Linked DNA regions of Mus musculus: regions 1, 3 and 4 are each linked to region 2. Evidence: chromatin loops called from intact Hi-C (ENCODE). Cell type or tissue: heart. All regions are shown on one strand.

Evidence for each region. Peaks named below come from ENCODE experiments on the same cell type or tissue, not always from the same donor. Only the 100,000 strongest peaks of a DNase experiment are listed, where the experiment ranks them.
Region 1: a loop joins it to region 2, with 5 times the contacts of the local background. A loop is called at or near these places in 10 of 42 quality-filtered maps.
Region 3: a loop joins it to region 2, with 3.0 times the contacts of the local background. A loop is called at or near these places in 5 of 42 quality-filtered maps.
Region 4: it touches region 2 in a loop (4-fold over the local background); 8 of 42 quality-filtered maps call a loop at or near these places.

Annotation. Positions count from the first base shown.
Region 1 is chr16:87,439,911-87,442,410 of GRCm38, reverse strand. It overlaps Rwdd2b (RWD domain containing 2B), which reads left to right and starts at 1,819. Exons shown (of 5, transcript NM_016924.2): 1 at 1,819-1,974. In heart, a CTCF peak has its summit at 1,045; a DNase peak (open chromatin) is centred at 2,060; H3K4me3 peaks cover 1,707 bases; H3K27ac peaks cover 1,606 bases.
Region 2 is chr16:87,494,966-87,497,465 of GRCm38, reverse strand. It overlaps Cct8 (chaperonin containing Tcp1, subunit 8 (theta)), which reads left to right and starts at 1,597. Exons shown (of 15, transcript NM_009840.3): 1 at 1,597-1,737. The coding sequence starts at 1,678. It overlaps B130034C11Rik (RIKEN cDNA B130034C11 gene), which reads right to left and starts at 1,393. Exons shown (of 3, transcript NR_040375.1): 1 at 1,157-1,393. In heart, no CTCF peak of the experiment used is centred here; a DNase peak (open chromatin) is centred at 1,545; H3K4me3 peaks cover 2,075 bases; H3K27ac peaks cover 2,053 bases.
Region 3 is chr16:87,697,527-87,700,026 of GRCm38, reverse strand. Bach1 (BTB and CNC homology 1, basic leucine zipper transcription factor 1) reads right to left here and starts at 1,073. Exons shown (of 5, transcript NM_007520.2): 1 at 971-1,073. In heart, a CTCF peak has its summit at 1,052; DNase peaks (open chromatin) are centred at 1,126 and 1,936; H3K4me3 peaks cover 2,270 bases; H3K27ac peaks cover 2,297 bases.
Region 4 is chr16:87,431,357-87,433,856 of GRCm38, reverse strand. Ltn1 (listerin E3 ubiquitin protein ligase 1) reads left to right here and starts at 1,251. Exons shown (of 30, transcript NM_001081068.1): 1 at 1,251-1,431. The coding sequence starts at 1,390. Rwdd2b (RWD domain containing 2B) reads left to right here. Exons shown (of 5, transcript NM_016924.2): 5 at 1-526. In heart, no CTCF peak of the experiment used is centred here; a DNase peak (open chromatin) is centred at 1,226; H3K4me3 peaks cover 1,728 bases; H3K27ac peaks cover 1,050 bases.

The sequences.
Region 1 (2,500 bases), 55 kb after region 2:
TTATGTAATTGAATTGGCAAAAACACAAAACATCCACGATGGGGCTAGAGAGCTGCTATAAAATATTGTCTTTATGGGTTTTTTTTTTCTTCCAGTTCTGAAAGGTTGTGTGTACTACTATCAATGAATAAGTGTTTATAAATCATTTCTAAAATGATTTAAAGAAATGAAAAAAGAGTGTATTGTATATGGTTGGATAAGGAAAAGAGAGTGGATTGTATATGGTTGGATAAGGCAGTACTTTCATGCTGGAGCCCCTTTCTCTGTCCTTTTATTAACAGGGATAAACTGACAGCTCTTCCCAGCGTGGTTACCAGCCAAGACCACTTAAAGCCAGGGTGGTTAACATTAGTTACCTGCTCACGATTTTAGTGTCTTACTGCTCTCTGGTTTAGAGACAAGAAGTGCCACAAGAGGGAAGGTTCTAGAAACCCAGGATTTGGAATTATCTCCACCACTGTCTAATCCATATCTGCCCACATTCTCAGTTAACAATGGCTCCAGTGGACCTATGTTGGCTCCACTCAACACAGCCTGCAAGGCTCCTGAAGAAGGGACAACAGCAAGCTTCACATTAATTTGATGATTAACAAACCTGCTGAAAGAAATATCAGATGCATCTCCTAGCAAATAACATAAAACTTGTGTTTAGAACCAACAAGGAATTCAAATAGTTTTCTCTCCCACCTCGTTAAGGCTTGACGCTGCCCTCCAGTTTAAACCTGTTTACACAAATGGCAAAGCCCTCTTTCCCAGTAATTTGATCACCTAGAGTAGTGTAACCCTTCTCTCCTCAAAACAGTGACCCTTTTCCCTAACGCTTTCCTTCTCTTTTTTTTCCCGGTGTAATCCTAGCTATCCTGGAATTCACTCTGTAGACCAGGCTGGATGGCCTCAAACTCAGAGTTGTGCCTGAGTCTGCCTCTGCCTCCCTCACGTTGGGATTAAAAAGTGTGCACCACCGCCCCCTCCTTCATGTTCTATGTACCAATTATTTTCAGACTAGCTAAACTGAATTAAGACTTCCAGGTATGGCACCAACTAGTGGGGAAAGGCAGTCACCACCTGAGCTAAAATAAAAGCCAAATGCATTGGTAGGCGGTGGAGACAGAGGCAGAGGCCAGCCTGACCGACAGGGAGAGTTCCAGGATAGCCAAGGCTACACGTGGAAACACTGCCTCATAAAAAAAATCCAACCAGCCAACCACCAACAAAACCAAATGCATTTCCTATCTGTGTCCACGTTTTCCTGAGAGCGCCCACTTGATCAACTAAAGTTTGCCTTGTCCCCGGGGGCGTCAGTTGGAGTGGTGGCCTGTTTGAGACCCCGAGCTTTTCTCTAGCACTTACTTAGGAAAGTGTTGTTAGGTAGGAATAAGAGATTAAGACCATACTTAATCTCTCAGAGTTTTACTTCTAGCCTAGTTAAAATGCAACTACCAAACACTTTCCTAAGCCTGGAATTTCTCTCTCTCTCTCTCTCTCTCTCTCTCTCTCTCTGTAGGGACGGGTCACGTATAGAAAAGAGAATGACAAGACTGTCAGCTATTAAATACTTCTTTTCTAGACGCATTAGGCATTAAAGTCCTGCCACCTGCAGAAGAGGATCTGTTCTTTGTCTGCTGGCTGGCATTCCTTGCCAGTCCTGTATCACCGCCACAGCCCCGGTCCCCAGGAAGACAATGAGTCCGGGATGGTGAAATATTAAGAATAAAAACCAGGACCAGAAAGCAACCGGCGGGGGTCAAAGCACCCCTTCGCTGCTCCAGACGTGAACGCTAAGCAAGAAGAGAGGAGCTTCCTGCTTCCGGGACTTGCGTCCTCACGCGCAGGCGCCGGCCCGCAAAGCGCTCGCTGGCTTCCCGCAAGAAGGGTTCAAAGATCGCGCCGTTCCCTTTCTCTCTCTGGGGTGAGACCTGAGCTGCGAGCGCGTCCGGCCCCGGGGTGTCGCCAGTGCGGGAGCCCCAGCTCTGGGTGAGTGTGGCACTGGATGCCCTTGCTAAGCGGAATGAAGGCCATGTTTCCATGGGGGCTCGAATGGGCGGTCGCTGGAGCAGCACTTCCGCCCATTGGTCAGAACCGTCTTCGGTGTTTCCTGGCTCCGCCCACATTCTGCGCCTGCGTGCGGGGTATCTGCGTTAACTCTTGGGTACCTGAGTTTAGGTTTAGCTCCTTAAATAATCCTATGGGGGCTGTGGCTTCTCTCAGCTCTCCGGAGACAAAGGCATGTGTGTGTGTGTGTGTGTGTGTGTATCTCTGTGCGTGTGTATGTATATGTGTACACACGGAAACATGAATGACCCGCCCCTACCTCAATGAGATTTTCTCTAAAGCTAAGCAAATTTTACTGAAGCCATGTAACTTTAGCAAAGAACTTTCAGTGTACTATGTAGACCAGGCTGACCTCGGACTCACTGAGATAATCCCTACCTCTGCCTCCCAAGTACTGGAATTAAGGACCTGTGCTACTACAGCTGGCAATCCACCCATCTTTTTAAGC
Region 2 (2,500 bases):
TGTAAGTGGCTCCTTGTGCTTTTCACATTCATACTGTGACATACTGAACACCCAGCAGGCCTTCACAGCTCCCCACAGGAAGAGGAGACAGCTCTGTATTACTATGAAAACACTTGCGTAGTCATGGGCCCTGAAAGGGCGTTGGAGAGCCTCGGAGGTGTCAAAACCAATCTTTGAGAACCACTGAACGTTTGCTCTGTCTTCCAATATAATTGGCTCACTTACCTTGTGTTCGGTGACAAGAAAGTATTTTCATGGTTACATTTTTTTTTCCTTTTTCTTTTCTTTTCTTTTTCTTGGATATTTTCTTTATTTACATTTCAAATGTTTTCCACTTTTCAGGTCTCCCCTTCGGAAACCCCCTATCCCATCCCCACTCCTCCTGCCTCCATGAGGGTGCTCCCCCACCCACCCACTCCCATCCTCCCACCCTGGCATTTCCCTACAAATGGTGCATTGAACACCCTAAGGCCTGAGGGCCTCTCTTCCCACTGATGTACAACAAGGCCATCCTCTGCCACATATGTGGCCAGTGCCATGGGTTGCTCCATGTTTAGTCTTTGGTTGGTTGTCCTGTCCCTGGGAGCTCTAGGGGAACTGGCCTGTTGACACTGTTGCTCCCTCCATGGGGCTCCAAACCCCTTCAGCTCCTTCAGTCCCATGGTTACATATTTAAAATGTTTAATAGAAAAAAAAATTGCAGTTGATAGTACGGTTGCAATTATGAGTCTGTCCCAATGTAAAGAAAATCTTAATTTCTCTATGTCCAACGACTCACCAAAGCGTTTCATATTTTTCTGCAAGGGCAGGAGATGCTTCCATTTTTTTGTATTTTTTTATTGTAAGAGTGTTTTACTTTCTCTATGAAGTTATTCTATTTACATAGAAATGTTTGTGAAAAAGATTCTGGGGGAGTAGAGAATATCTATATAGATATATAGATATAGATAAAGTGGTTAACTATTCCCACTTTGTAATCTGCCCATCTAGGGTAGAAATCGTCGCTGTAATATCTATTGGCCTGGTGACCTCTGCGTACCACTGAATTGTGGTTATCAACTTCCCTTCCATAAAATGGAGATTAATATTCATTCTTAAATTTGACCAATAACAAAGATAACTGCACTTAAGCAAACCGCTTAGCTCTGCTACGCACGTGCAGTCCACGCGTTGCAATCCTCCATGCTATTTCAAAGATCACCTTCGAGCCTTCAGTGCTTCCCAGTGACCAACACAGAGGATGTCCATTGGTAGTTTATAGGGGCGAGGGCGGGTGAGCTTGGAGAAGAAAAGGCTAACCTGCCCCGGTGCTGGGTCTGCAGGATTAAGTTTAAGTGAAGGATAAGACGTTGGGTGTCCGCCACCGAAATATCACAAGCCAAACGTCCTAACCAAAGTTTACTCATTAACTTAGGACAAGGGACACGAAGGGAGCATGCACGCTCTGGGTTCGGCCTGATCGTCCGCTTTGATCGGGAATCGGCAGATCAGGTCTGTCTGCTGGAACCTCTGGTTCTCGCGATATTTCAGAGACGCTGCAGGTTGAAGGGGCGGGGCGACCGGAAGTAGGGGGACGCGAGGCGGCGCCGAGGCCCATTCCCAGCAGGCAGTGCGCGGCGCCCCTTGCTTCCTCGGCGTCTCGGAGCGAGCGCGTGAGCGGTGGACTGCGGCCGAGCCATGGCGCTTCACGTCCCCAAGGCCCCGGGCTTTGCCCAGATGCTCAAGGATGGAGCCAAAGTAGGTGGCGTGGAGGGACTGTACGGTGGGAGGGTGGGTCTGCGCCTGTGGCGACCGCGACAGGCCTGCGGGCGGGCGGCCGCGCCGCGATCGGGATGGAGAAGGTTCTAGAAAGGGAAGCGTGCTCTGGATGCCGGCTCGCTGGAACTGGTGGGCATTTCTGTTATTCCCCCGGCGGCTTCGGGTTTGCATCCCAGCTCCCCACGCCCCTGTCTGCGGCATGGAGCCCACGGGCGCCGCCCTTAACGCGAGCTGGCGATGCGTTAATGAACTTGGACGGAATTGGTAACGGGTGGTTGGAGGGCCGGGGATTGTAGGATGGAGATGACACGAGTCCGGCATGGTCACTCCTGGGCCTGCCCTTGGTTGCTTCCTTCCAGACACGTCCGATCCCCACTGCTCTACTGAAAACTCTCCTCTGGACGTTCTGTTTCCTTTACCTTTTCTGAGTTGAGACCGGGCCGAAGGCTGTTAACTGTCTTTTCACTCTGACTGTCCGATGTCGTAGCCTACAGGATAAATGAAGCCCCACCCCAGATCGAATAGGCCGTAGTTTCAGGAGTGATTTTTTTTTTTTTTTTAAAGCGGTCACATTGCTTATGGAGCGATTTGTCCTGAGTTCCCCAAGCTGCCAGATAACGTTTGTTTTGTCTTTCATATTTTTACAAGTTGTAGAAATAGCGGATTCTTAGCAGTACAGAGAGGTGGTGTCCCCTTTGTAGTGATAACTGGCATACTGAATGGATGTCAGGGCTTAATGTAA
Region 3 (2,500 bases), 200 kb before region 2:
ATCCGACGGTTAAACAACAAGAGGCGATCACTCCTCCAAAGCTACCCAACTCCAAGATGACTCACCAGGAGCCTTTTTTCCTCTAGACTCCCTTACGATGTCCAAAGCCAGAAGTGGCAAGCGCCTTCAAGCCCAGCCCAGAGCTTGCACCACTACCACAAGAGCAGGAAGAATAGGCCAACCCATACCTCTTCCCATTTCTCTGAATATTTGTAGAGCTCAAAAGCTCGGCCACGAACAAAAATCTACAGTGGTCATCCTTTAATCTTTCTGAACTGCCTTTCCTGCAAACCCAGTGAGCTGAGAGGAGTGCTCAATGCCTAAACAAAGACCCAGCAGGGGCATCGTCCTCCAAGGCTAGCAGTCACAACTCTACAATTCTCCAAAAGGAAAAAGAACAGCATCCTGAAAAAAAAAAAAAAAGTCTTTGTTCTTCCAAGCCTGTCTGGGGAGCAGGATTTTCCCACACGCGTTCTTTCAGAATTACTACTACGTCTGCCTTGACTCAGCGCACGCTGAACATAGAGAGCTCACTACATAAAAGCCATCGGCGCAATTCCACTAAATGACACCAAAGTCCCGGAGAAGATCGAAAACGCGCTGGCCCTGGCCCTACCGGACACGAACACAAAAGCTGGTGTCGTTAACATCGAGACCCACTCTGCCTATGCTGTGCGAGTCCACATTACAAACGTGCGCCAAGCAACAACAAAGGGAAGCGCGGAGCGCCCGGTAGTCCCGGAACCCCGGCCCGCTCGGCCTTGCCCCCGCAGCAGGCGGAGCGGGACGCGGCCCGCGGCGGAGCGCGGTGCAGGGCGGCGCCGGCACGGCCGGCCCAGAGAGTCCGCGCAGCGCGTAAACAGCGCGCAGCCCGCCGCCCCTTCTAGGCCCGCGCGGCCGCCCGCCACCAGCCCCGGTGACCCCCGGAAAGGACGGAAGGACGGCACCGCGCACCGCCCGAGCCACTTACCGGAGCCGAGACGCGGCGCGGCCCGACTGCAGGCGGCAAGCGGCGGTCAGGTGACTCACTCCCTCTGCGCGGACAGCCGCCCGTCTCCTCCCCTGCGCTCCGTTCCTCTCCGCCACCACCGCCAGCGCCTCGGGGCGCTAAAGCCCCGCCCCCGGTTCCGCCCCCGGGCCCCGCCCCGTAGCTGAAGCCCTGCCGAGCTCCAGGCCACGCCCTGCCTGGAGCCACGCCCCGTTCCAGGCCACGCCCTCCGCTAGTAAGAGCCTCTCTATTTCGCCTCCTGCGAGCTCCGTGTAACGTTGTGGATTGTATTGCTGAGCGCCAGGCCTCCAACCGCGTCGCCCTATCTCTGCCTTTGGTGGCAAGGTTACACGTCACGGAAGACCACCTCTTCCTCACCTGCTGAAGGCAGGGAAAAAAAAAGGCTGACGCCTCCACGCCCCCAGGGTTTTTGTTCACACAGCCCCTCTCCCCCCTCCCCCCCCCCCACACACAGATTAGATAAGGTCTTCTGCCCCACGCCCCCAAACCTCGGAAGCTCAGTTCGGCCAAGCTCCTGGGCTGCTTTCCTGTAGGAGCACAAAAACCAGGTGTTTGAACTTGCTGAAAAGGGTGTATGTCAACATCTGTCTGAAGCTCCGCAGGACTTTTAGGAGCAGATTCTGAGAGGGGGAGGCTGCTGCCCCTCTGAATGATCACTAGCTTCCCTTCTAGTTGTTTGTGTCCTTGAGGCCCTTCCTCGAAAACCGCAAGGCAGGTAACCTGGAGTGTGCTTTGCTCATTATAACCCATTAATATGCATGCTTCCCCGATCAAATCCCTTTACTCCTTGTGCTCAGCCAATACTGCTTTGAGAGTTATTCTTGCGCCCTTCATACTTGCCTGAATATAAGCTGCACTCTTATCTGCCTAGCCACGACGGACTGCATTCACCAATGGGCAAGCACGCTGTACTGGGCTTCATATCCGGAATATTGTACTGTCTGGCAGCCTCCTGTTGTCCCTCTACGCTGCACTACCAGGAAACATGGACGCATCCGTGTCTGGTCATGTCAGACGTCTTCCCTCAAGTCCTGGTCATGCTTTCATCCTCTGCTACTTATTGGGGTGTTAATCCAATTGTTCGTTTCTATTTTTTATTATGTTCGCTGTTGTTCAAGGCAGTGTCTTTACGCAAAGCTGCATGCACTCGTGGCAGGGCTTATCAGTCTGGAGAAAGAGAGGACTGGGCTGGCCAACCTGATTAAAAATGAGGAAGGAATTACCACCCCTGAGGCCAGTAGCCCTGGGAGGACTTGTAGGAAGAAATAATGTTGCTGGCTTTGAGTTCCAGAGGAAAGATGTAGAAAAATGGGAAGCCCCAAAATGTATGTGCTCCTTAAACACACACAGACAGTGCAAGGGCTCCAGGAGAGGGTTGTCTCCAAATAGTGATAACATTGACATGACTGCATCTGTACAGTGCGTAAGCTCTTGTGACTTAAGGACATTCAGTTACCTCTAAAGTAGGTGAGAATATGGCCTAAGTGCTGT
Region 4 (2,500 bases), 64 kb after region 2:
TTCTTGACGTGAGCTGGATCTGAAGGCACATGCTTATAATCCCAGCACTTGGGAAGTAGAGGCAGGAGGATGGGAAGTTGAAGGCCAGCTGGGCTACACGAGGCTCTGTCTCATGAAACTTGAAAGACAAATTATATGTGAAGGTAATTTTGATGGTTCGACTTGCTAGGGATTTCCCACACTCTTCTGCCTTCACTAGGAACCTGGAAAAGCTGCCTGTTCACCCTCCTGGCCTCTCTTGCAGCTGCATTGGGCTGTAGGTTACAGTGCAGGATTTCTGGGGATGAATTTGCCTCTCTTCTCTTTCTGCCATGGCCCCTGAAGTGATGGCAAGAGAAAGGGCCAAGCTATCTCAGAGATGTCATTGTACAAGACACCTTGCCACATGCGGACCCAATGTTAATCCCAGCCTGTCTCCAGACCTTTGAAATAAAATGAAATTTTAAACAATCTGTGCTTGTTATCAGTAGTCAGAAGTTTGAAACTACCCTGTCTTTTAAAGTACAAACAGTATAAAGCCTTCCTCATTGGTGTTTGTGGTTCATTTCAAATTGCATGTGTTTAGATTTGGCCCCTATCTGGCCTTGCATCGCTGAAGACTGGGGCATGAGTAGAGCTCAAATGGTTTCTTGTTGTTTCTTTAAGACAGTGTCTCATGCCTATGTGACCTGATGATTCTTTTTTCTTTTTATTTCCTATTTCGAGATAGATTTTCATATATCCCAGGCTGCCCTTGAACTTTAAGTGTGCAAAGCTGACCTTAAATTTGTGATTCTCCTCTTCTCTGTGTCTTCAGTGCTGGTATTGGGAGGGTGTGCCAGCAGACCTGGTTTGCTCAATGTAGGGAATCAAACTCAGCCTTCAGGAATGCCAGGAAAGCACTCTACCAAGTTAGTCGCCCCAACTCCTCTGCTTTTATTATTTCATTTTATTTTTAAAGATTTATTTTATTTATATGAGTACACTGTAGCTTTCTTCAGACACACCAGAAAAGGGCGTCAGATCCCATTGCAGATGGTTGTGAGCTACCATGTGGTTGCTGGGAATCGAACTCAGGACCTCTGGAAGAGCAAATTCCTACACACTAGGAAGGAAATCTCTCCACTACAAATATCTCGGACAGGTTTGGCGCCACGGGCTCAACGCTGGTTTCTTATTGGTCAGCAGTGACGCCACTCAGGCAGGCGTGGCCTTCTTTGTTACGTTTCAGGCAGCGGATGGTCAGAGTCCTGACAGGGAGGCGGGAGCGGAAGTAGGAAGCCGAAAGGCTGGGAGGGCGAGGGGGAAGTGGCTACAGTGAATCCCCTTCCGGCGCGAGGGACCGGAAGTTGTGGCCCGCCCGTGTCAACTTCGGCTCTGCAGACTGAGAGCCGGGCTGCCACCGCCACCATGGGCGGGAAGAACAAGCAGCGGACTAAGGGGAACCTCAGGGTGAGTCCTGTGGTGATGGTAGCCCCGCGGCCTGCGGCCCGGGTGTCCAGAGGGCCGTGAGGGAAGAGTGTGACCTCCCGGTGTGTGCGTCCCCGCGGGTGGACAAGTCGAGGAGTTGGGACCCAAACGACGTTTCACGCCGGATCTGGGAAACGGAGCGCGCCCAGGGAGGGAGGTGTCATCGGGAAACGGTGACAGTGAGCACCCGGGCGGCCCTCGTGGGTGGCCGAGCTTGTGTAGGAGCTGTGGGAGGGAAGAAGCAAGCGTGGGCTTCACTCGCTCAGTCCCTCCTTGCCAAGGCCCGAGCCCGTCGGTGGTATGCCCGGTGTCAGGTCGGTGTCACCCGTTGGGTCTCTGGTCTCAAGCTTACCTCGCTTTTCCTGCTTCACTCTGGCCACCCTGAACTTGCCACGAACTTGGCTGGCCTGGCAGGCTTCGGATGGCCATATGTTAGGTGGCTCTAGATACCTTAATGCATCCTGTATAGCCCTGGCTGTCCTGGAACTCATTCTGTAGACCAGGCTGGCCTGGAACTCAGAAATTCTCCTGCCTCTGCCTCCCAAGTGCTGGGATTAAAAGCGTGTGCCACCACCACCTGGCGCTTTGAAAGTATCTTAAAGGCAGGTGTTTCTCTGCAGCCTTTATCCTGATGGATCACACACACATACACACACACACACACACACACACACACACACACAGTTCGCTTTTATAGACCTGTTCCACCATTTTTTTTTTAGATTTATTTATTTATTATATGTGAGTACACTGTAGCTGTCTTCAGACACCCCGGAAGAGGGAGTTAAATTTTGTTACAGATGGTTGTGAGCCATCATGTGGTTGCTGAGATTTGAACTCTGGACCTTTGGAAGAACAGTCAGTGCTCTTAACCACTGAGCCATCCTTCCAGTCCCTCATCTCTTAATTTATAAATTTTGCTGACCCTTAGGAGAGTTGATCTCAGTATTTAACACCCAAGTTCTCTACCTTATGTATTCTAAAAACAGTGTCATTCTTCATATAACATGTGAAACTTTAACCATGGTGGAGTACACAAATATAACATGTA